Regions from separate parts of the Homo sapiens genome. Here regions 2 and 3 are each linked to region 1. The links are chromatin loops, found by intact Hi-C in ENCODE. Cell type or tissue: Calu3. All regions are shown on one strand.

Region 1 (8,000 bases):
GGGCTGCAAAGAAATTGTGCTGTATTATTTATCCAATTGTTTAGTGCAAAGGACCCATTTCAAGTAAGTGAAGGATAATCCTATATGAATACAAAACTTCAGTAAAAATAATAAGTTATCTGAAATCAGAGGCTCTAGCTGGAACTGAAGCTAAAAGCAAATTAATTCAGTCTCACAGACATTACTGTACTGCCCATTAAATATAAACCATAGTGCTTGGCCATACACCCAGTTTTGATTTCTGCCTCTCAGATGGTGTGATGCGGGAAGAAAGTACATACATGGCATTAATATGTAAATAGAGTTGCCATACTACATTAGAATCAGACTCAAAACATTCTGTGACTATTAATTCTTAATACTGGTCTGAAGACCACAGGATATGAATCATAAAAAGGAAAGCAACTCAGAGAATAAAATTCAGTGGCCATGGTGACCATTAATAGTCATGTTTTAGGTTGGAATTTAATAAATATTAAAATAACATAAATTATATGTACTAATTTATCTTTTTACTATCACCCTTACTTTACACCATCTTTCTAAACACTGGCTAAAAGTCATACAGGATACAATCACCATCACTAATATTCTGTTGGTCTCATGTAGAACAGCGGCTGATAGTGATGAAAGGCACTTCATTTAATATGAACACGATCAATTAACCACATTATACTGAGTTATCCAGATATATTTGTGAGTCTGTCAAATTTTTTGATATAATGAACTGAATTATTAATTCAACTGGTCCTCTTGACTTTGGTTGCAGAAACCCAGCCTGAAAACAAAGCAAAATGGAATAGGTAGTGTGTCCACAGTCTGATTACAAGTATAATTTTTGTGACTATAGTCATTTACCTGAAAAATGCACCCATTCATTCCCTTATTTGAAGTTTCATTTATAAATTTTTCACTCCATGGCATTTATCCTTCTTTAGAGATATACTTTCTTCTCTTGTCTGAAAATCACCGTAGGTTTTTGTTTCAACAGAAAATTACACTCACAAAATGACACAAGATAGATTCTGCTCACAGAATTCTAGAAAAAGCCTGACATTTTATAGATTTTTATAAATTTACTCTTTTTTTTTTTTTTTTTTTTTTTAGAGATAGGATCTGGATCTGTTACCCAGAGATGAAATACAGTCGCATGATCATAGCTCATTGCAGCCTCGAATTCTTGAGTACAAGCAATTTTTCCAACTCAGCCTCCTGAGTAACTGTGACTACAGGCACCATACACCTCACCCAGCTTAAATCCACTCTTAATGCTAAAGCACATGCCCTAGTCAGTCAGGAATGCAAGTTTCATTGTTCAATTAGCATTTTCTATAGTATTCTGTAAGGAATTAATGAAATAAGAAAATTATCGTTAGTTTGTCATTAATACTTTCTGTGAGAAGTCTTAGAAATGAGATTTAGATTTTTACTTCTAACTGGGAAACAAGATGGAAAAACTTCAATAATTGCATAAATTCAGAATAGAACTACTACTTAATTTCTTAAAAACTATTCACTTAATTCTAAAAATGGAATTATTTTAATGGAAAAATAAAAATACAAGCTTTATAACACCTTTTTATAATACTGAATTTATTTGTGACAAATTAACCAATTATTTTTTAAGTGGCTTTCCTAATGAAATTACTGAAGCTTTGCTGTTTATGTATGAAATCACTCAAGCAGACTTGAAAACCTAAAGAATGTCATAATAGTTTTCCATCCACACCCAAACCACAGTTTGATGGAAACTTTAAAATGGAAAGTAGAGCACTTAGAATCTGTTTGCTTTATAATTATAATTCAGGCTGAAAAAATAGAGTTCAATGTCATGCAATTAATGGAAGAGAGCAATATGAAAGCTTCTCTCTTAGAAGTATGTTGTATTCTGTACATGAAATACTTCGAGTCACACTTTCAATCAGAAGTAGAGGAATTTAACTTATTTTTATAAGATAAGTTATGAAAAGAGAGAGCTACTGAATCATTTCCACCAGTGATACTAAAAGCTAGATAAAATAACATAGAATTTATTTTTTAACATAACTTTCTACATATACACTTTGAAATCTGTTTTACTTTGAGAGGAAAATATTGTCTAATTAAATTATTTCCATCATATTTAATGTATACTAGAGATATCATTTAGTCATCAAACTTGGCCATTAACAAAAGACAACTTATGCCATGTAATCCCAGAGCTTTCAGAGGCCAAGTTGGGAGGATTGCTCAAGGCCAGGAGTTCAAGACCAGCCTGACCAAGACCCCCATCTCTACAAGAAAATGAAAAAAAATTAGCCGGGCATGGTGGTGCATACCTGCAGTCCTAGCTGCTGGGAAGTCGGAGGCAGGAGGATTGCTTGAGCCCAGGAGTTCGAGGCTGCAATGAGCTATGATCACACCAATTCACACTAGCCTGAGCGACAGAGTGACACCCTGTCTCTTAAAAAAAAAGACCAAATAATTATCAAATAAACACTAATAGAGCATTATAATCATATATCTGCCACATTTTTCAATAATGCTTTGTTTTTTTAATCTAGAAGTTAGATATATGGACTTTAGTGATTTGATATAAAGACAAACTCAAGGCTTGTTTATGTTTACATAACAAAACAAAAATTATGTGAATATATATGCAATTGCCTAAATTTTTAGTGAATTGATGTATTTTATGAATGCAATTAGAAGGTAACTCAGTAACATTAAGAATAACTAAATTTTTACAGTACAAATGGTCACATATTATCCTCTTGAAGTAATATGTCAAAGTACTTTAAAATTATAATTATTAACTTTAAATTAAAGAAAATTTTGCATTTATATTTCCAACTGTTTAAGCATGACTAAATCTGGCCTCATCCTTTCTTTCTAGTCTCAGCACCGAATTACTCCCTCCATGTGTCTCTAAGAAAACCGTATCAGTGTTTTTTTATGTTTCCCAAACCCATCATACTAGTGCTCATTTCATTCTGCTACCTGGAAAATACCTTCCATTTTACTGCCTAGATAAATTATCCTCCATCTTTAAATGATGATATTAATAATATTGACGCCCAACTCCAATATCACCTTCTCTGTAAAGTCTTCTTTATTTTCTCAGAAATATAGATTGGCTCTTCTGTGCTGACAGATTTTTTTCTTTGCCAATATAATAATAAATTATGATTTGATGTCTATGTGCTTTAAACCTAAGTTACAACGAATGTTCCTTAAGACTAGGACCTGCTTCAATCGTTTTTTTTATTCTAGCACAATACCTGAGATAGAATCTCAACAAATATCTTTTAAAAGAGAAAGGGAAGGGCAGAGCAAGAAGGAAAAGAAAGTAGTTAGGTGTTCATTCTAATAACTCCACCTACTTTTTTTTGGAAAATTATCAGAAGCACAAATTATCACATGGTTGGAAATCTATGAACTATCACCAGCACAATTCAGATGTCGGTAGACTTTCAAAGTATTTCACATATCAATATAGCATTTTAATATTTGGAACTATAGCAGTAAGAAGTTATATAGGTGTTGAATCAACATCTGACTATTACTGCAAGTCTTTGGGAAAATAGAAGTTCTGAGTTATTACTCAAATGATAATATCAATAAGATCTTGTTTGATTTTTTTTAAAAAGCACATGATTAGGGTGAACAGCTTTCTAATTAAAAAACAGTTAAACAAAACTTGGCATTTATAGGAAAGAAAATCATATTGTTTTTAAGAAAAGAGTTTCAAGTACTAGCTAACATTTACTTCAAGCAACAGTTTCCCAGGAATGAATTGCTACATACTAATGGGGTCAAAGACACTAGACGATTCTCCAGAGGCCCTTTTCTATGGAAAGGGGCTTCCAAAATAGTGGGAGTGGAAAAAGAAGCTAGGGAACTGTTTCTTCATGCACCAAATGCCTTCTCAGAGTACTAACATCTGTTTCAGTTTACATACTTTAAGTATGACTTTACACATGGAAATTAAACTTAGGCATCATGCCTAAGAAGAGGCCTGTCTGCAAAAGAACAACGTGTACTATCACCAGCTGGAATTTGTATAGGTCCACATTCTACAAGCACAATATCCTGTGAGCCGCAGTCCCAAAATCCAAATGTCACAAAACATCATCCTAACGTTCGTGAAATGTTTATAGTAGAGAGGGAAAAGACAGTGAGAAAGAGGAATATAATTGAGAAACAATATGGAGAAGTTCTAGAATTTAAGATGCAAGAAATACTTTTGTACATAAAGACCACTAAAAATCCAAAGATCTTTTTGCATTTATTTATATTAAGAAATACTCATTCTATAACATTCCACTAAGTTTATTTATTAGACATTTACAATATTTTTTGATTCACTAACAGAATAATTATAATCTCTGGTTAGGCAAGCATAATGCAAACCTGCAAAAATAATGATGCTCCTTTGCTGCCACCATGTGGTCTGTCTGTATTTTTGCAGTTGTGGCTTCAGTTTCTAAATAATTTCACACTTGGTTCTGAAGCCATCAACATCAGCTCAGATCTCTAGTATGAAAATACCATTAAAAACTTGAAGAATACAAGATCTTCTGCAATGTCATTTACATACCAATGAATTGCCAATCAATTGATAGTAAACAGGAGCCAACAATGTAGGAAGCATTGTATTATGTTACCTAGAAAAACAATACATTGTCTTGTGTTCAAAGAGCACACATCTCTTAACATCAAAACATAGAAAAATCAAGGACTAATACGCAGCGACTCAAGAATTATCATATAATTGGATGGCAGTGAGTCGTAAAGAAAACTTCCAAGTTCTCTGAGTGGAAAGTAGAAAGGTGCCTGAGAATGTTCGTGGAAGAGAATGGAAAAGTTGTATGGCTGTTAGAAGAGAGTTAGATAGATAGTATGAAAGCAAGAGAGCATTTTAGGTAGAGGTAACATTAAGTAAAGGTCCAGATGTAGAATCTTTAATGAATATTCACAGAATAATTTCTATAGTGAAGTTTATGAAGTCAAAACAAAGAAAATAGATTAGAAAGATAGGTCGGGTCAATTTATGACAAGCCTTTATTGCCAGACCAAGAAGCCTGGATTTTAGCCTATAGATCAGGGAAGCTATTGATTCAACATACAAATTTTTTCCCATTGTAGATATAATTCCTCTGCCACATGAACATCTATGAATGTATGTAAAAATAACTTATTTCCCAAACAGAGAATACTCCAGCAGTTAGGATCCTCTAATCACTCATCCCAAGTAAGTAATTTATGGTTACAAGAGCCCTGAAATCAAAGTCAACCAGTAAATCACTGCCAAATCTCCAGGGAAAAAAAATTAAATAAGTATTAAAAAGGATGACGACTGGGCCCAAGGAGATGTGAGACCTTCCTAATAGTCCACTGAGGTCTTCTGTTCTGAGAAGATAAGGTGTGCATTGCAGGGAAGAAGAAGAATTTTAACAAGGAAAACAAAAGAAATTTACGCTCATTAGAACCTTTCACAGCGAAGTACAATGTAATTTGTGTTAGGGAGGGGCCGGGTTCAGTAAAAAGGAATTAGCGGCCGGGACAGGCATGAAGTAGGACTCAGATGTCCAGGTAAAAGTAACAATCCCAGCATTGAATCCATTCACTTAAAATGATTGATGAAAGATTCACAAAAGAAAAACAGCTTCCTTGGCGTCATTTTTTTTTTTTTTTTTTTTTTTTTTGAGACTCAGTCTCGCTCTGTCACCCAGGCTGGAGTGCAGTGGCACAATCTCAGCTCACTGCAACCTCCGCATCCCGGGTTCAAGAGATTCTCCTGCCTCAGCCTCCCAAGCAGCTGGGATTACAGGCGCCCGCCACTGCGCCCGGCTAATTTGTGTATTTTTAGTAGAGACGGGGTTTCACCATGTTGGCCAGGCTGGTCTGGAACTCCTAACCTCAGGTGATCCGGCCACCTCCACCACCCAAACTGCTGGGACTACGGGCGTGAGCCACTGTGCCCGGCCTTGTGTGTCATATTTTATTGGATGCTATATTGATTTATTTTCAAAAATGAAGTTACAGAGCACCATGAGGAATAAGGAATCTCTGGAATAAAGTTCAAATAACAGCTCTTCAGTCTTCGCAAGTGTAAAATCAAAGGGGAAATTTACATACAACCCTCTTGAGGAAAAATAGTAATTATCAAAGAAATACTGTAAAAATTCATATTGTAAATATAAACATTTTCCTAATTGTAACATAATATGCACAGATGGTTCCTGCTCATTATTACAAAAACAGCTCTCTACATTAATATTCAAAATAGCAATACTCTTTCCTTTATTCTTGGACAGCTTTCAAACTGCTTTCTGGGACCCTAAAGACCCTAAGAATGTTTCCCTTCTAAGCTGGGCGCAGTGGTTCTCGCTGGTAATCCTAGCACTTTGGGAGGCCGAGGATCACTTTAGGTCAGGAGTTCAAGACCAGCCTGGCCAACACGGCAAAACCCCCGTCTCTACTAAAAATACAAAAATTAGCCAAGTGCGGTGGCATGCGCCTATAATCCCAACTACTCGAAGGCTGAGGCCTGAGAATGGCTTGAGCCCGGGAGACAGAGGTTGCATTGCAGTGAGCCGAGATCGCACCACCCCACTCCAGCCTGGGTGACAGAGTAAGACTCTGTCTCAAAAAAAAAAAAAAAAAAAAAAAGAATGTTTCCGTTCTAGAGTCTTCTACTCCTCAATGACTTTTCCTTAGGCAAAGGACACAACAGCATTAGATATTAACGTCTTTTCTTTAATTCTTATATTTTGTGGATACATAAAATTCATAGGCAGCGCTTCCTCCATATGACAGAAAAGCAAATATCCAAATATTAGAATTAAATAATAGGTGTGAACAAAAACAAAGGAATGATATTCCAAACTTCTATTAATAAGAAGCATTAGTGAACTATAGTGGAAAGAACTCTGGACTGGGTTTATCTTATTACTTTCTTTCTAGTCTCTTAAGTTAAAAACTTAATTATTTTCCATCGTCTTTGTGCTCTAATAAATGCCACTGAAAGATATAAACTTTCCTCTGAATATTGCTTTCTTTGCAGTTATGGTAAGTTAGCACTCCCATCATTTATTTCTAATAGTGATATGTTCTATTATGATGACATTTTAACTTCAGTTATTTAGGGTAAATTTTTTTAAATTTTCAAATAGATAATTTAATTTTGCTTTCCTCAATATTCTTTAGACAATTATTTATAATTTTGAATTTTCTTGAACCGTGGTCAGTAAATATGGCCTGCAGGATGTATGCTATTATCCTTTATGGTCTAAACGATGGTCTTTTTTTTAATATTCCATGTGCATTTCGGGAAAAAAGTATGTTGTCTATTGAATGTGTATGTAAATTAGATCAATCTAGTTAATTGTGTTATTGAAGAATTCTGCCTCTCTACATTTTTCTACTTGGTCAGTGGATTTGTAATTGTCAACTTCACCTTTAATTTCTATTGGTCCTGTTTTAAGTAGTTTGAAGCTATGTTGTTGAATCATAACATGTCCATAAAATATCTTCTTGATGGAATGGAATATATATACATTTTTCTTTTTTTTGGAGACAGTCTTGCTCTGTCGCCCAGGCTGGAGTGCAGTGGCACGACCTCGCCTCACTGCAAGCTCCGCCTCCCAGGTTCACGCCAGTCTCCTGCCTCAGCCTCCCAAGTAGCTAGGGCTACAGGCGCCTACCACCACACCCAGCTAATTTTTTTGTATTTTTAGTAGAGGCGGGGTTTCATCGTGTTAGCCAGGATGGTCTCGATCTCCTGACCTCGTGATCCTCCCACTTTGGCCTCCCAAAGTGCTGGGATTACAGGCGTGAGCCACTGCACCTGGCCAATGGAATATATTTTTAAGCAACATAAAAGTAACTGTTTGTTCCTTTGAAAATAATTTTCCCTGAATAATACTGATTTATTGTTAAAACTACATTCCTACAACAGGTGCTGGAGAGGATGTGGAGAAACAGGAACACTTTTACACTGTTGGTGGGACTGTAAA
Region 2 (8,000 bases), 300 kb before region 1:
AGCATGAACTTTGTACTTCATAAAAAGATGTTTTAATGTAGTTGTAATCAGTTTATGAAAGATATTATCATTTGGCATATAAATATATTCAAATGATAATGCAAAGCTACATATGAAAATTATTTTAGTTTACAATACAGATATTAATACAAAAATCTGCTTTATATAATTATTATTTGTCAATTATACCTTAATAAAGCTGGAATAAAAACATTTTTCTCACTGTCCTGTGGAATATTTTGCTTTATGTATTTAGTCTTTCATCACAGATATTTGGCAAACGGAAAATTGCTTTCAGAGAGTAACACTACTATATCCTAATGGTTTGTGTGCTGTTTTATAAGATGAGGACACAAGTTTCTAATCTGTTTTATCTTCATTAAAAGACTTGTATCACATAATACATATCTAATCAACAAAACAGTATTAGCTCTATGTCCATAGTGCTATTATAGTCATTTAAAACCAAGGGGAAAATAGAAATTATGTTTTAATATGCTTTTCTGGAAGATTATTTTGAAAAAATGAGAAATGTATTCATCAAATAAACAGTGTGACTTTTAGATGAAATATCACTTTAACACAGTGTAATTCCATGAATAACATTTCCAAAGACACAACCTGTATAAAAATGGGCTTATGTCTATAGTTCACTGAACAATTCCATTAAGTAGATAACTTAAGGGTAATTTTGCTCATTAAGTTTTATGATTGAGAAGGAAATATCCACTTACAAATGTTAAATGCTATTACCTGAAAATGAGATACTACTTCAATTAGCTTGTTTCTCTCATTACACACTCTTGGGTGGGGGTGCTGGGAGTTAAGTGCATATGTGCCTAGTACTAATTGTGCAAAATATTGAAAGCATATGTGGCTGGGTGTAGTGGCTCACACCTACAATCCCAGCATGTTGGGAGGCCAAGGTGGGAGGATTGCTTGAGGCCAAGAGTTCAAGACCAGCCTGGGCAATATAGTGAGATACTATCTCTGCAAAAATTTTAAAGTTAGCCAGGCACAGTGGCTTGTGCCTGTAGCTCCAGCTACTCCGAAGGTGAGGTAGGAGGATGATTTTAGCTCAGGAGTTCTAGGCTGCAGTGAGCTATGGGAACGCTATGCTACTGCACTCCATCTTGAGCAACAGAGTGAGACCTGGACTCACAAAAAGAAAAGACAAGAAGGAAGCATATGTGTTCCTTTCTGTCCTCAAAATATATATTATTGTGGAGTATTATATATATTATATATGTTACACATATAACAATATATGTATGTTTTATATATATAACATTGTGGAGTGCTATATTTGTTATATAATAGATGAATATAATTAACTTATTATATAATTTTAATTATATAATATATGTTTGTTTATTGTATAAATCTTGAAGGAGCCATAGAGAACAGGATAAGTTATCCCCTGAAGATTTATAAAATGAATTATTATAACAAAATATGTTATTATTGGATATATATTATATATAAGGATATATATGCTGATGGGATAATTAGATATTTGGAAGCAGAGAATATGAAAAACAAAAACAAGATGACACGTAATGATGTCAATTAAATATTAAAATATGTGAGGAACTCTTCAAGGAGTAGCTTATCTTCTTCCTTGTGGCTCCTTTAGGGTTGGAATAAAAAGACACATTGTCTCAGTCTTGTGTTAACACCTAGAAGAGCAGTTTCTTTCTGAAAGTTTAAGACAACATAACTTCAACTCAAGGGGCAAAGAAGTGGGCCACTGGATTACTTTCTTTAAATGATAATGTTAAAGGTTAGTTTTATACTCTGAGTCATCATGGCTTCCCTTCTCCTGAGAATTTATAATTAAATTTAAGATGATGTGGAAAGTTAGTTGGAATGCTTTTAAATAGCAAGGAGACGAAAAACCACATTCACTGTTAAACCTTGTCTTCTCTTCACTCAGACAAGAATCCATACACATCACAGAGGGCTCAAAAACTCAGTGAACTCTCATTGTCCATGTCTGAATGAAAGACATGTACAAAGAAACAGTGGGTAGAAAATACAGGGTGTCTTGCAGTTTTCACGGATCTACATGGTAGTTGTACACCATATGATTAAGTTGTCCCTTCTGTTTTCTACACAGACATTTACTTAAACGAAAAGAAAAGTAAAATAGAAAGCAAAATTGCAGCCAATTTGTTGAAAAATATTGCAGTAAAGTTGTCATAATAGAATTATTTTATAAATGACAACACAGTATAAAATAACAAAAATTTTCAAATGACATTCTGAGAAATTCAATTCTGTCCTCCTGATTTCTCTATCCAAATCATAAAATTAACCCAAGCTGACGTCCAAAGCTTAGATTCAAGGCCCAGGACTTAAAAAAAAAAAAAAAAAATGTTTCTTAAAATACCTGGATATTGGGGCCGGTCAGGGAGTAGGGTGGGGTTGCGGGAGGGAGAGCATTAGTAAAAATTAGAAAAAAATAGTTAATGCATGCTGGGCTTAATACCTAGGTGATGGGCTGATGGGTGCAGCAAACCACAATGGCACACGTTTACCTATGTAACAAACCTGCACATCCTCCACATAAACCCTGGAACTTAAAATAAAAATAAAATTTAAATTTAAAAATTAGATAAATATTTTTATATAATCTAAAAAAGAACGCCAAAACTATAATTTTGCATTACTTGTATTTTTTGCTGTTTATGTTTAACTTTCCTAAAATTGATTAGGACTGGTAGAAATCTGATAATACCATCACTATTTTGTAATTTTCATGTTTATCTCCCAACCTACAAGATTCTTTTACCCTCACCAAATGTTCCAATAAATTGAATCCATTGTGAAGTCATTCCCACAACAATTGTGGCACTGATATATTACAGAAAAGAGATATATTTTATCTGATCACATTTTATTTGAAATCAACTCAATTTTTCTGTTTCTCATATATCCTCATAGATTTCTCTTCTCATAAATCTTAAGTGCTTTTAAATTTAGTTGTAAGAATTCAGTTCTTAATCACTAGATGGCAGACCAAATCCACCATCTTATTATAACAATTAGAAACTAAATTATCACAATTGCAGCTTGCCAACTATATGGTATGCCCTGCATCCACATTTTTTCACACAATTACACCTGTGGGGGAAAAAAAAAAAGCCTGCATAGAAACGGCCATATTGAAACCTTGGACTGGCCAAGAGAGACGACTGTATTTGCATATTAAATTATTGGAGTCTACTTACAGGCTTTGAAAAATATATGAAATAAAAGTCCCTAAAATTATGTTAGATATTCTCTAGCCATTAACTAAAGTTCTTTCAAGCAGAAATAATACACAGCACACACGTGTTATAAAAATTTTAAATCTCTTATTCAGACACAGGTTTGTGCTGATCATTTTCCCCTGTGAGCTGTGAGACTGTGAGCTCCTCGACAGCCAGAACTGTGTTTACCTCAGCAACCTTCACATTTAATGTTATATAATCCGTCTTTGATAAACGTATGTGTAGCATTGATGAATGCAGATGTGAATGAGGAAAGTAAGGAACTAGTTCATTGATATGCCTATTAAAAAGATAAGCACTTTTAGCTCTCTTTCCTCCTTCCCTAATCTTTCCAGAGAGGATGTGCTCTTAGGAACCCTTTTTTGAATGAAAGGGAATGGTCACTTGGTGGTTCTTACCAGGTGTGTCCCTGACATTCAGGCCTCTGTGTGACCAGAAAGGAAGAAGACTGTGTCAGTCACAACAGTTCATATTTTAGAACAACCTTCAGAAAGCTACAGCAACCCTTCAGCCTTCCTGACCCAGCAGATTTAGGTCCCTTTTGGGATTGTGAAGATCTGGGCTACCATTACTTAAAGTTTCTCTGACTGTAAAGGTCCTTGAGGGACTATAATCATGACACTGTCAGCTGGTGGCCTCATGAAGTGGAGAGAGAATGCCTTGTGGGACAAAGGAGGAGGTAATAAAGCCGCCCACGTGTCAGTCTGGATGCCACAGATGCTGCCTTTAGTAATGCACAGCAGAGCGTGGGCTCCTGGATGGGGTTCCAGAGAACCTACCAAGGAAATCCTTCCCTTCCTTCTGCTCTAGGGCACTGTTTATCATTAGAAGGGAAAGACGAAGAGGGACAGCATTCAATTCCTTCTTTAGACCATGCAGAGGAGATGCCAAAAATTCCACATTCCTCATTTTGCTTTCCTTAAACAACTCCCAAATTTGAAAAGTTAGATACATATGAAGCCACCAGGGATACCTGAGGGGGATCTATTACATACTTTGACAATTTTTTTCTATCTCAGCCTCAAGATCTATGGGATGGTGGGAGGATAAGTATGTATGGGGTAGGCCTATGGGGTTTTACATCTTCTGTTCTTCAATCCACTGCAAAGACTTTTACTTTCTAGTGAGCCCCGCAAGCTTAAATCTGGTTTTAGGATAGTTATCCAAATTATTACTTTTTCTGTGCCCTGCTCCTTTTTTCCTTGTACCAACTGAACAAGAGTAGGCATTCAATAATTATTTGAGCTGAGTTAAATTTTTGTTCCACTAAGGACAATCATGTTTTATATTCTAAAGCAATATAATGACAATTTTGAAAATTTTCCTTGAAATCTGAAAAATTGAAAAGGAGATGACTCATAGAAAGCTTCATTTCAATGCATTTCAGTGAGCATATGAATTTAAAAAATTTGATAAACTGTCTGTGAAGGTGGTTGGTTTCTTCAGTGCAACCATTAAATGTTTTCCAATCTCATAAGCAAAGTTTTTCAGTTAACTAGTAAAACTGCTGTTTTTACTTTACTTAAAATGGAAAAAATAGAAAGGAAAAACTCTCATATTAGGTATACTTAAGTTTTTTTCCATGTATCATTGGGAAATCTAAATGACTGTGGCCAAAACGTGAAACTAAAACTACACATACTGCACATGCAATGCTCATCTACAGTTCTGTCTGGAAGAGCAGATTTCAGTCTGCTAATGCATTTGACATAGATTTTTTTTCCCACATACCTCAAACTACTAAATAGCTGCAAAACAGCACAAAGAGAATTGAGCCAACTCTATAATCTATACACTAGAAATTTCAGCAGTAATTTTTATAGCCAACCTTAGTTCTAATCTTAAATATTAATCCTCAGTGAATAAGTTTGGTACAGAGCTATGCCAAATGTGTCTGCCTACCTAAATACATGAAACATTTGTAAGTGTTCTGAATGATGTCTACTTAATCTCTCCTAGCCTAATATTGCTTGAGATCAACAGGAGAGACAAAAATCTGCTTAACTGTTTCTCTTTCAAAGGAGAAGTAAATATTCAGTAATATATAGTATCCACATTCCAGATTTCCTTCATCTCCTTCTGGTCTTAGCTCAAATGTTACCTACTCTGGTCACCTTACCAAAAAAATTGCACATGACTACACACACATACAACCATAACACTCTCAATTCACTAATTCTTACTCTTTTTTTTTTTTCTTTTAATGTAGTAGTTACCACTTTCAAGCCTACTATATATTGAATTTATTATGTTTATTGTTTGTCACCCCATGATAGAATTATAGCTCTGTGAGAACACATATAATTTATTTTGCTTCCTTTGTTGATATATTCTGATATCCTAGAATAGTGTCAGGATCATAGTAAATGCTCAAGAAGTATTTGTTGAATTAATTTATTGAATATTAGTTGTTTGCTTAAGAAGCTTTATATGGTAAAGTCATTTCATAATATTCTTTTGTATATAAAAAGGGATTTTTATATCTAAAGTCAATTGTTAAGAATACCAAGTAAGAGATCTAGGCCATATTGAATACAAAATGATATGCTTCAACCCTGGGCTATTACCTGATTTTTAGAGAAGCGCCATTTTAGCTGCTTATTTAAATGTGGGCCAAACCTACAAAGCTTTAAAATACCATGAATTATAGGAATATGATGTATTATCATTTATTCCTGACATTATATCCTAAAAAGAACATATATTTTTACTCATTTTTGTAATTGAAAATAATTATTATTGTATTTTAAGAGAATATTCATTATTGTATACTCAATGAGTATAAAATTAAATATTTTACATAAAACATTTTAGAATCAATTTAACTCTGTATTTTATTATGTCTTTGCAGCTGCATTTTGCCTCCTTTTTCAATTTTCCCTGATACAGAAGAATATTTAGGGCCTCTAGAGAAAATCCAGACATTGTAGTCAGCTTATTTCTTCCAATTCATTCTTTATTCTCTGCCCTTGCCTTGAGCAAGTTGAAATTTCTTTTACAATCCACCAAACATTCCACAGTTCTCAATGGCTCTTTGATCCCATTCATTTCAGTACCAAGGATTCTAAAATATTTTGAAGAAAATTTCTAATAGGAATTTAAAGGGATGCCTCTTTCTGCATTATTCCCTCTGGAGCTCAGTTCTGGAGGCATGGGTGAAAGGAGACTAGTGCTGTCATCCCAAAGGCCAATTTCTAATTTTATCCTCTTGGAAATATCTAGTGACTTGAATTAGTATTCAGTTTTGTTCTGCTTTACACAGATTTAATTTACATCTATTTTCTAGCTATTAAAAAAGTAAGTGATTTTGCTGAAGAACAAAACTAAAACTAGATTTTACTCTTCTTTCTGGCATTCCTTTCCAAGTCACTTCCAGAACAGGTAATAGAATCTTTAAAAAAAAAACTGTAATTGTTATTTCAGAACCTAAATTCATCTCTTAATCTTCATATTTAGTTTATCCCTTATAATGTGCATAATTGCATGGAAGCCAATTTATTTATTGCATGTTTAAGATCAAAACTCAATATGCTCTGAATCTCAAAACCAGCCAAATGCCATAGTCATACTTGGTATGAGAAAAAGAGTTGTTGCCTTTATTGGAAAGTTATATCAATAACTTTTTAGATGCACAGCAAAGCTCTTCATTGGGTAATTTCTCTACTTGTAGGGAGAACAAAAGACAAGAAAAGCAAACAGACAAGGAGGATGAAGAGAGGAAGGAGGGAGAGGGGTAGAGGAAGGAGGATGAGACAATCATCTTCTTTCCATGTAACTTTACTACATCAAGAAGGAGGTTTTACAAGTTTCTTTAGAAAACAACAGAATTAACCTGAAGATACTTCTTTATCCTATTAGGGAAAATACAAAGAATGAATCGGAGATTTTTCACCTACAAATCCATGTGCTTCTAAGGAGAAGTTGCTATTTTCCTTAACAAGTAAACATGGGCAAACTTTATTAGAATTTCAAAAGTTTTAGATTATTACTTAATGTTATTCATTCAGTTTTTTAAATTCTGAATTTTATCATTATTGTATAATTCACATTTTAATTTATTTAAACATGGTGACTACGAATAAAATATCTATAAAGGAAAACAATACTCTTGTCATTTTCTTTAAATACCTGTGGAAAGATTTAAAGTTTCTAAAATCTTTCAAAAATTTGCTTAATTCCAAGTAACTACAGAATACTTATTTCTTGCTAATACAGTCATTAGCACATGCTGAGATCAGAGGAGAAAAATATATAACATTTCCTAAACTAAGGAGTATAAAATTTAGTTTGGACAAAAGATTAACTAAGTTGTTTACTAGTCAACTGGTTATTACTAAATTAATAAATGAAAAGTGTGCCTCAGTTTTTCTACTTGTTAACATATAGAAAAAGATAAAACATGAGCCTTTACTTTTGCAGATAAGAAATATTTAAAGATGTCATAAAGAAGTTTGCTTTAAAGTGTGTTTGAAAGCTCATCCTAAATTTGTCAATCTGGAAAAAGGAATAGAGGCATTAGTTAATCCATTTAATCGATAGTTATTTATCTAGCAAATATAATAACAATTTTATTAAATACTTGTTTAGTACAAAAGAAAACTTTGGATCAGAGAATGAGACATTTGGAGTTCAACTTCCTTGCCAAAAACAACCAAAATATACAGAAGCTGCAAAAGATAATGAATTTTTTGTAGAATGATTTTGCTCATATGTGTATTTCACTAG
Region 3 (8,000 bases), 270 kb before region 1:
CACAGAATACAACTGAAAGACTTTCCAGTGGCCAAAACTGAAACAGTTTGACAAATAAAATAAGCAAAGTAGCATTCAAATATCACCAAAAATGTAAAATAAATATCTATGAGTCCATACCGATGTAAATACATACAAAATATAAAATAGAATAGGACAAATCTCCTATGCAGAATTGCAAATGATTTATGTAGCTACCCCACCCTTTAAAAGTTGAAGAGTAAGTCTCCACTCCTTAAGTAAGAACTGTATGTACATAGTGGCTTCCTTCCAAAGGGTACAGAATGGAAAAGGGAGGAAACAGCAAATTTACAGTGAAGACACAGGACAAATACCACCCCAGACAGGTGATCAAATTTAACACCAGGCTTGGCGCGGTGGCTCACGTCTGTAATCCCAGCACTTTGGGAGGCCGAGGCAGGAGAATCACTTGAACCCAGGAGGCAGAGTTTGCAGGGAGCTGAGATCACGCCATTGCACTCCAGCCTGGGCAACAAGAGTGAAACTCCCTCTCAAAAATAAATAAATTAATTAATTATTAAAGTTTAATATCAGTAATAATAATTCATGTTGATAGTTGAGAATGGCACTTTACCTCCTCCCAACACCCAGAACTCCAGTCTAATCATGAAAACAAAAATCATACACATCCTAATTGAGGGACATGGTACAAAATATCAGGCCAGTACTCCTGAAAAATCGTCAAAATCCTAAAAAACAAGGAATGTCTGGAAACTGTCATAGCCAAAAGGAGCCTAAGGAGACATGCAACTAAATGTAATATGGGATCCTGTGAGGGATCCTGGAACAGAAAGAGGTCATTAGACAAAAACTAAGAAAATCTAACTAAAGTATGACTCTAGTTAATAGTAAAATATCAATATTGGCTTATTCGTTGTGAATGTAAGATGTTAAGAAGAGGGAAAATTGGGTCTAGATTATTTGAGAACCCTTTGTACTATCGGTACAATTATTTTGTAAATTTAAAACTTCTAAAATTAGAAAGTATATTTTAAAAGTGACCAGATGTTGGCTGGGTGCAGTGGCTCACGCCTGTAACCCCAACACTTTGGGAAGCCAAGGCAGGCAGATCACGAGGTCAGGAATTCGAGACTAGCCTGGCCAATATGGTGGCACCCCGTCTCTACTAAAAATACAAAAATTAGCTGGGCATGGTGGCGCGCACCTGTAGTCCCAGCTGCTCAGGAGGCTGAGGCAGAAGAATCACTTGAATCCAGGAGACAGAGGTTGCAGTGAGCCAAGATGGCGCCGCTGCACTCCAGTCTGGGCGACACAGAGAGACTCTATCTCAAAAAAATAAAAAAATAAAAAAGTGACCAGATGTTAAATCATGTCCAAAATACAATTGGTTAGCATTTCTATAATTCTCCAGTTATAAACATCAAGAATAAAAATAAGAATCAAAGTGTAAAATATGTATTTATACCAAAATAATCACACTTTAACATATGTACATACATGATACGATACCATATAGGGCAGAAAATAAAACTAATATTTTCCAGCAATTGTAAACAGAAAAAACATGCCCAGGGCCTCAATGAAGAACACAGCCCTCTGATTCTACATTGCCTTTTTCCCTTTATCTTGTCTTAAGCAGATTAGAGGACTCTTCTGAATATTAATACATTTTAAACCTGGAGGCACATTTGGCATTATATTATAAAACAAAGATATGTTTATAGACCAGAAATTTAAACAAAGAGACACCACTGTGCTTCAACAAAGCTTATAATAAAAATACAGAAAAATCTATGTATGTATATGCACATATATATATAGAAAGGAAGAAAGAGAATAGGGAAGTTGATCTTTATTCAAAATGTACAAAGCTATAGTTACAGCTTTACATTTCCTTACTATTTCCCTTTTAGGTTATTATCTGTATCCCCTCCCCTTCTTTTTATTAAATCTTATTTCTCATTGTAGAGGCTTAATGTATACTAAGAAAAATAGTTTCTAGTATCAGAAGACATAGCTCTAGTAATTACCATAGAGAGAACTTGAGTAAGTAATATATTTTTCTAAGGCTCAGTTCTTCCAAATTAAAAATTAGTTTTAATAATTCTTATTGCAAGTGAAATGGATAAATTACATGAAAAAAGCATTTTAAACTATTAAGCACCACACAGATATTACTTGTTAATTAACCTAGATTCAAATATTTTATTCTAAAATATACTAAAATTTTCACCTTGCCCACTTAAGATTTAAAAATACTTCAATGATAAAATCAGCATTCTTTTATTAAAAGGAACTATAAAATAGCCAGATGTATTCCTTTTAATAGAGATGTGCTTTCAGTGAGGTATTCTGGGAAATGAAGCAGGACTTTGACAGGCAGAGATGGGGCTGGGCAATATGAGCTGAGGATTCCCCATGGTCTGGTAAGGAAGCCGACTTGGAAGTTAGCTGGAAATATAGTGTGCAGTAGACCAGTTAAAAACATTGGTGAATTAATATGCGTAAGGTTACCATTAATAATAATAATAAATACCATCTAGTGTTTACTTTATACAAGGCAGTTTTCAGATGTTATCTGATAAATGCTCACGACTATTCAAGGTAGAAATTATTTGCCTATTTTGCCTTATTACATATAAAGGGATTGGGGTTCACAGGGGCGAAATGATTTCACAGGCAGTGAAAAGTCAGTTTTCAGAGCCTTATCTTTGCAGATGCATTCTTTCTATTACTGTAACCAAAGACTATGCTGAGTATATATTAATATATACAATTATCTGACTGGGATAATTTATTTATGGCTCCGGTTAAAGATTTCCTCTTACCAAAAAATGTAAAATAAGTTCATATAGTCACATGGGTCACGTAGTTAATGCAAGTTTTAAAGTTAGCACGCTCATTTCCCAACTTCCCCCGAATTCTTGAAATTTACTAATGCTATTTCAAAATAGCGAAATGCACTGTTAAATTTCTTCTAGATTCTTAAGGTGTATTCTGACCTAAAAAATTAAGCAAACCGTCCTTTTAATAGGATCAAGGAGTTTATAGAGTTTAATAGTGAAGCCATCTCTTTTTCACTTGAAGAAATCCAATTCTGCATATTTTGCTTGCATGATTTGATAACGAAATGTATGTCAAGGATGAAAGACTAAAGGTTGAGCTTCATCAAACTAAGGAAAAATATTTAAGATGTTTTATGGATAGTAATTTTATAAATAATGTCAAATTCTTTTCTGGAATTTCCTATGCCTATGGTGAGAGATAATATAAATCTGATATAATCAAGAACTAGATTTTTCCCTATTATATGTAAATGTTAACATTGTATAGACTTGATAAGTTATCATTGGAATGGATACAGATTATTCCAAAATATTTAAAGTTTAATCTATATGTTTTCATGTTATGATTGACAATAATTTTAAACAAAATGTTTTTAATAATAAAATACATTTTAGTGCAAAACAAGATTACTCTTCGAACTAGGTATATTTAAACATCTATACTTCCCTTGAAAATCCTTGTTTTTTTATTTCTAAAATAAATGCTTAACATTTATGATATATGTATACCATAGATTATATTTTCCATACTGCAGCCAACTAGCTCACCATAATTATAAATTTTTTATATCTGTGCATATCATTTACCAATATTTATGTGTTTTGTTAGACTAAAATCTAACATTATTTATACAAATGTACTATACATAGACTTAATAATTGAATGCACTTATTAAGCACTCAATAAATGGTAGCCTCAAAGTAATGATTATCATTATATTAATGAATGTCCACTAAAGAATATAATTTAAATGCTTATTATCTTATGCCCACTCTTATATAAGGTCAACCAAAAAATTCTCTCCATATTTTACCTTAATTAATTCCTGTTCATTCTGCTTTCAATAGGACAGACATCCTTCAGATTTCTTTATACTATGATTACCCTGCAATCTATCTTAAACATAGCTATCGAAACTTCTTCTTAAATGGCCCTTCAATTGTGTCACCTTTCTCAAACCTCAGCAATTGCCCTCAGTCGCACTCTGGCCCAATAACAACTTTGTCCTCACCTTCAGAATTGTGTCATTTTTTTTTTCACTCTGGTTATTGTTCACACCTTACAAATCTCATCAACTGCTTTTTGACCTACTTGACTATTCTCTGGGCTATTCATTCTCTTAAATATTATTTTTATATACCAATGAAAAATCTACATTCTTAAGTAAATATTTTCCACATCAGCCATGATTGTTCGATCTCTCTCCTAATGTGTAACAAATAAATTTCTAGGTGCTTAGCCTCTAGCTTCATGCCACACAGAGTATGCAGTGTCAGCTACTTCATAAGCCACCAAGCCGCCTTGACTTGCCTGCATTATCTATATCACTGTTTGGAGGGCTGTTGTATATTGTTTGCAGTTTGTACACTTCACAAAGACTCCAACTGAGGGGGCCAGTGGGAAATGACATTCAATCCAAGCTCTCCTTGTCATACTATGAACCCTAGCTTGGGGCTGTATCTACTGGAAGAAGGAATGCCTTTTATTTTGCTCCTGTCCACTTGCCTAGGGTCACCTGGAGGTGGCACTGTTTTCTATTTCAGACAGAAGTCACCCAGAGGTGGCACTGTTTTCCATTTCTGTTTCTAATGTTATTTCAGACAAAAGGTGTATAAAGGCCTACTCTAACCCTGTAACTGAGGTCAATATTTCCCACTGTAAAATTTTCTGCCTAACTTAATCCCATCCTAATAAAGTCTCTCTCATATCCTCTATTAGAATGAGGCTTCTTTGATGGCATTAATGAAGTATTAATTCGACAACTAGGTTCTAAATATCCATTGTGTCCATTATACTATGATTACAAAACATATGAACAATCTGTTATTAAACAACTCATACTCTGATTAGGGAGCTAAGCCCATGCATGAAACTTTTAAACAAATATATACCTTGCTTTGGTGTGAAGTCTTCCAAACAATGAAAGAGAGACGTGTGGAGGTTAGAATAACTAGAAAAGACTTCACAGGGGAAACAGGTCTTAAACTGGACTTTGAAAAAGGAGTAAGATATTACTAGACTGTAGGAAGAAATGAAGACATTATAATAACATAAAAAAATCCTACAAGTGGTATATCATACGTATTATGTGTTCAGTCTTTAAAAAATATATAGCTGCAGAACTGGAATTCTTAAAGAACTAGACATGGTAATGAAGATTAATATATTGAGATCGCCAGGGTAGAATTTTAAGTTCAATCTGTTTCCCAGATCTTTAGAGGAGGAAAAAAAAGAAACAACGTAGTGTTTGTATTTATCATCTGCAAACCAGATGGTTATGGCAAGGGGTGTGGACATTCAAACACATTCTTCCCTGCAAGAAACCATGTTGCTGTGATGCAAGACTCTTGGGCCTCTGAAAACAGTGAACATAAAAGTACTTAAGAATTTTCTGAACAATTCAAAAACTCAAAAGACAGACAGATGAAAGAGAAAAAAAAGGTACAGTTTGACACACAGTTTCAGTAAACAAGTACATAGTTGGGTATTTGCTTAGTTTTACCTAGTTAGGAGAGTACAAGTTTTGTTTCTGAGCAAGAATCTTCTCAAAGGAGAGGGGAGAAAAACAATCAGTGCTTATTTACTGTAAATTTTGAATTAGAGAACTGGTCTGTGTTTGTATAGTCATGTATGTTAGCTTCATAAGGACACTGTAGGTTGCAGTATCCTTGTTGTACCCATACAATGCTGAATGAGTGAGAACAAACAAAAATATATGTGCATACATACATATATATGTTATATGTATATATTATATTTATATATTTTTCAAGACTGAAAAAATCCATTTGCCATCTTCTTGAATTAAAAAATACATATATTTTATATATATACTTTTATCAGAGTTTTTTAATCCTAATGAACTGGGAAGATGATAAGTGCTTATAATTCCAACAAATAATGTGAAACACCAGATGCACTAACCAGTCAGCGTGAGTAGAACATCCTGAGCAGTAAGCACAGTTGGGGCACTAAGCAGGCCTGACTTGCTAATGTAGATGAAGAATTCTCCATTTGGTTCTGAGTGGGAACAGATGCTTCATATCTTTTAGAAAGGAAATTACATTCTACAGAAGAGGAACTCAACACTGCCAAATTAATAAGATGAGAGATTTCATCATCTCCTGGAATACATTAGCATGCAATTTTCCTCTTGTTCCAATGATCCTTTCTGAACTAGCCCTTCTTAGAGTTTAGAACCTCATGGAAGCCCGAGCTGACCTAGTCTACAACCAGAATTGCCTTCAGAGCATTGCAAAATACTTTCTTAATTCCTATATGTATGAAACAGTAGAAGCCATGAGTGTTTCCATGTTTGTATAAAAACTTTCTTACTTCAGACTCTGAGTAAGCGGGATGTGAGAACACAGAAGGATTCTTGCACTTAGAAAGGGTTAGAAACATGACATGGGAACTATACTCCAATAGAAATTTTACTTAAATGAGTAAAGTAATGTGAAAAATTGCACACGTCAGGAATTAAGAATGATACATTTCTTGACCATCTCTTTCTTCTTGTTTATTTTTTACATGGATTCAAGGCAGCGTTCACTGAATTTCCTATTTAAATAGTAAAATACAGTAATGCAAATATACTATAATTCCCTAAAATAATACAACTAAGCTTAAAATATAAAATATTCACTTGCATAACCCCAAATATCTATTGAATATCTAATTTACAATTATGTATTGCTATTTGGATCACACACTAAAACTTTATGAACACAAAAACCTGACCTGCAATTTTCTTGCTATATAATCAGTGTCTATTATATTGCCTAGATCATTCTGGGCTCTTTAAAAACTATGGCCAATTAATGAGCTGAAGAAGATCTTATTCAGAAGGATTTTTATTGGGCAAGTACCATATTTTAAAGAAAAATACATACTTTTCTAAGCTACTTAGAGTATAGGGGAAGACCCATATAATAGGTGAAACCAGGCTACAAAAGTATATGAGATAAGGCATAATTATTATTTTCTGAAAAGGAAAAAAAGGAGAAAATAGATAGATAGTCCTTAATACTGTGATCCTTCTTTAGAACCAAAAATCTTCAGTTAAATTATTAAATTTCCAAAAACTTGACATGAGTGGAGTTTGCCATGTACATGAGTGAGGTAATGACTCTCACATCTGGACTCATAAAGAGCAAGACAGTAGAATTACATTGAAGGCAAGGACCAAGGATTTAGGAAGGTTACATGCAATTTAACTGAAAAGGCACCTACAACTAACATCTTGATTAGAATGATGATATCTTCATACATTGATCGGATGAACAATGAAGGAAATGGGAAAGGTATTCCAGAAAGATCTGGGAGAAGGTACAGTTGTGAAATTTTACCATTTAGTAAGAATTGTACTGCAAAAGAAAAGAAAAAGTTCAGTGGGAAGTGAATGAAGATAGAATAATTAGGGATCAAATTATGAAAGGCATTGGTTGTTAAACTAAAAAATATGAACCTTACTTATTCTATGGGCTACAGGGACACTATTTAAGCAAAATTATCTAAATAGTGTATAACAAGAAAGAAAGTGAAAACATTGGATAAAGTATAAATAAGGTGAATTTATATTGTAATCCCATCATAGACATACAGAATGCACATTGGAGTACAAGAATACAGATGATTACAGACATCAGTTTGCCAAAATTGGATTTTCCGAGTCTAGGCAGACTTGAGCAGGAATTGATGAAGGTTGTATCATGGGTGCCCACTTCTGTCTACACAGTATTCAAAATGATTAAGCCTAGCATTTGGCAAGAAAAAAGGAATGCCATATAAAATAATTTAATTTTAGTAAAGGGAACTTAGGAAAATCTGGCCATTATTAAAAAAGAAGTAAAAAGAAATAGTTTAAAATAAAATGAACCACGGGACGTCTGGAGACTATTTTAAAATACATCATTAGAAGCCCAAGATGAATTTTTTGTCATGAATCATAA

Evidence for each region. Peaks named below come from ENCODE experiments on the same cell type or tissue, not always from the same donor. Only the 100,000 strongest peaks of a DNase experiment are listed, where the experiment ranks them.
Region 2: it touches region 1 in a loop (10-fold over the local background); 11 of 110 quality-filtered maps call a loop at or near these places.
Region 3: it touches region 1 in a loop (7-fold over the local background); 20 of 110 quality-filtered maps call a loop at or near these places.

Annotation. Positions count from the first base shown.
Region 1 is chr2:189,408,123-189,416,122 of GRCh38, forward strand. It overlaps a transcript of COL5A2 not described here. Among named protein-coding and RNA genes, the nearest start is that of WDR75, 29 kb to the right of the region's middle. In Calu3, no CTCF peak of the experiment used is centred here; a DNase peak (open chromatin) is centred at 4,439.
Region 2 is chr2:189,112,273-189,120,272 of GRCh38, forward strand. The region is part of intron 1 of COL5A2 (collagen type V alpha 2 chain); the gene reads right to left. Among named protein-coding and RNA genes, the nearest start is that of MIR3129, 17 kb to the right of the region's middle. In Calu3, no CTCF peak of the experiment used is centred here; no DNase peak of the experiment used is centred here.
Region 3 is chr2:189,138,762-189,146,761 of GRCh38, forward strand. All of the region lies in intron 1 of COL5A2 (collagen type V alpha 2 chain), which reads right to left. Among named protein-coding and RNA genes, the nearest start is that of MIR3129, 9.7 kb to the left of the region's middle. In Calu3, a CTCF peak has its summit at 4,581 (motif pointing right); a DNase peak (open chromatin) is centred at 4,570.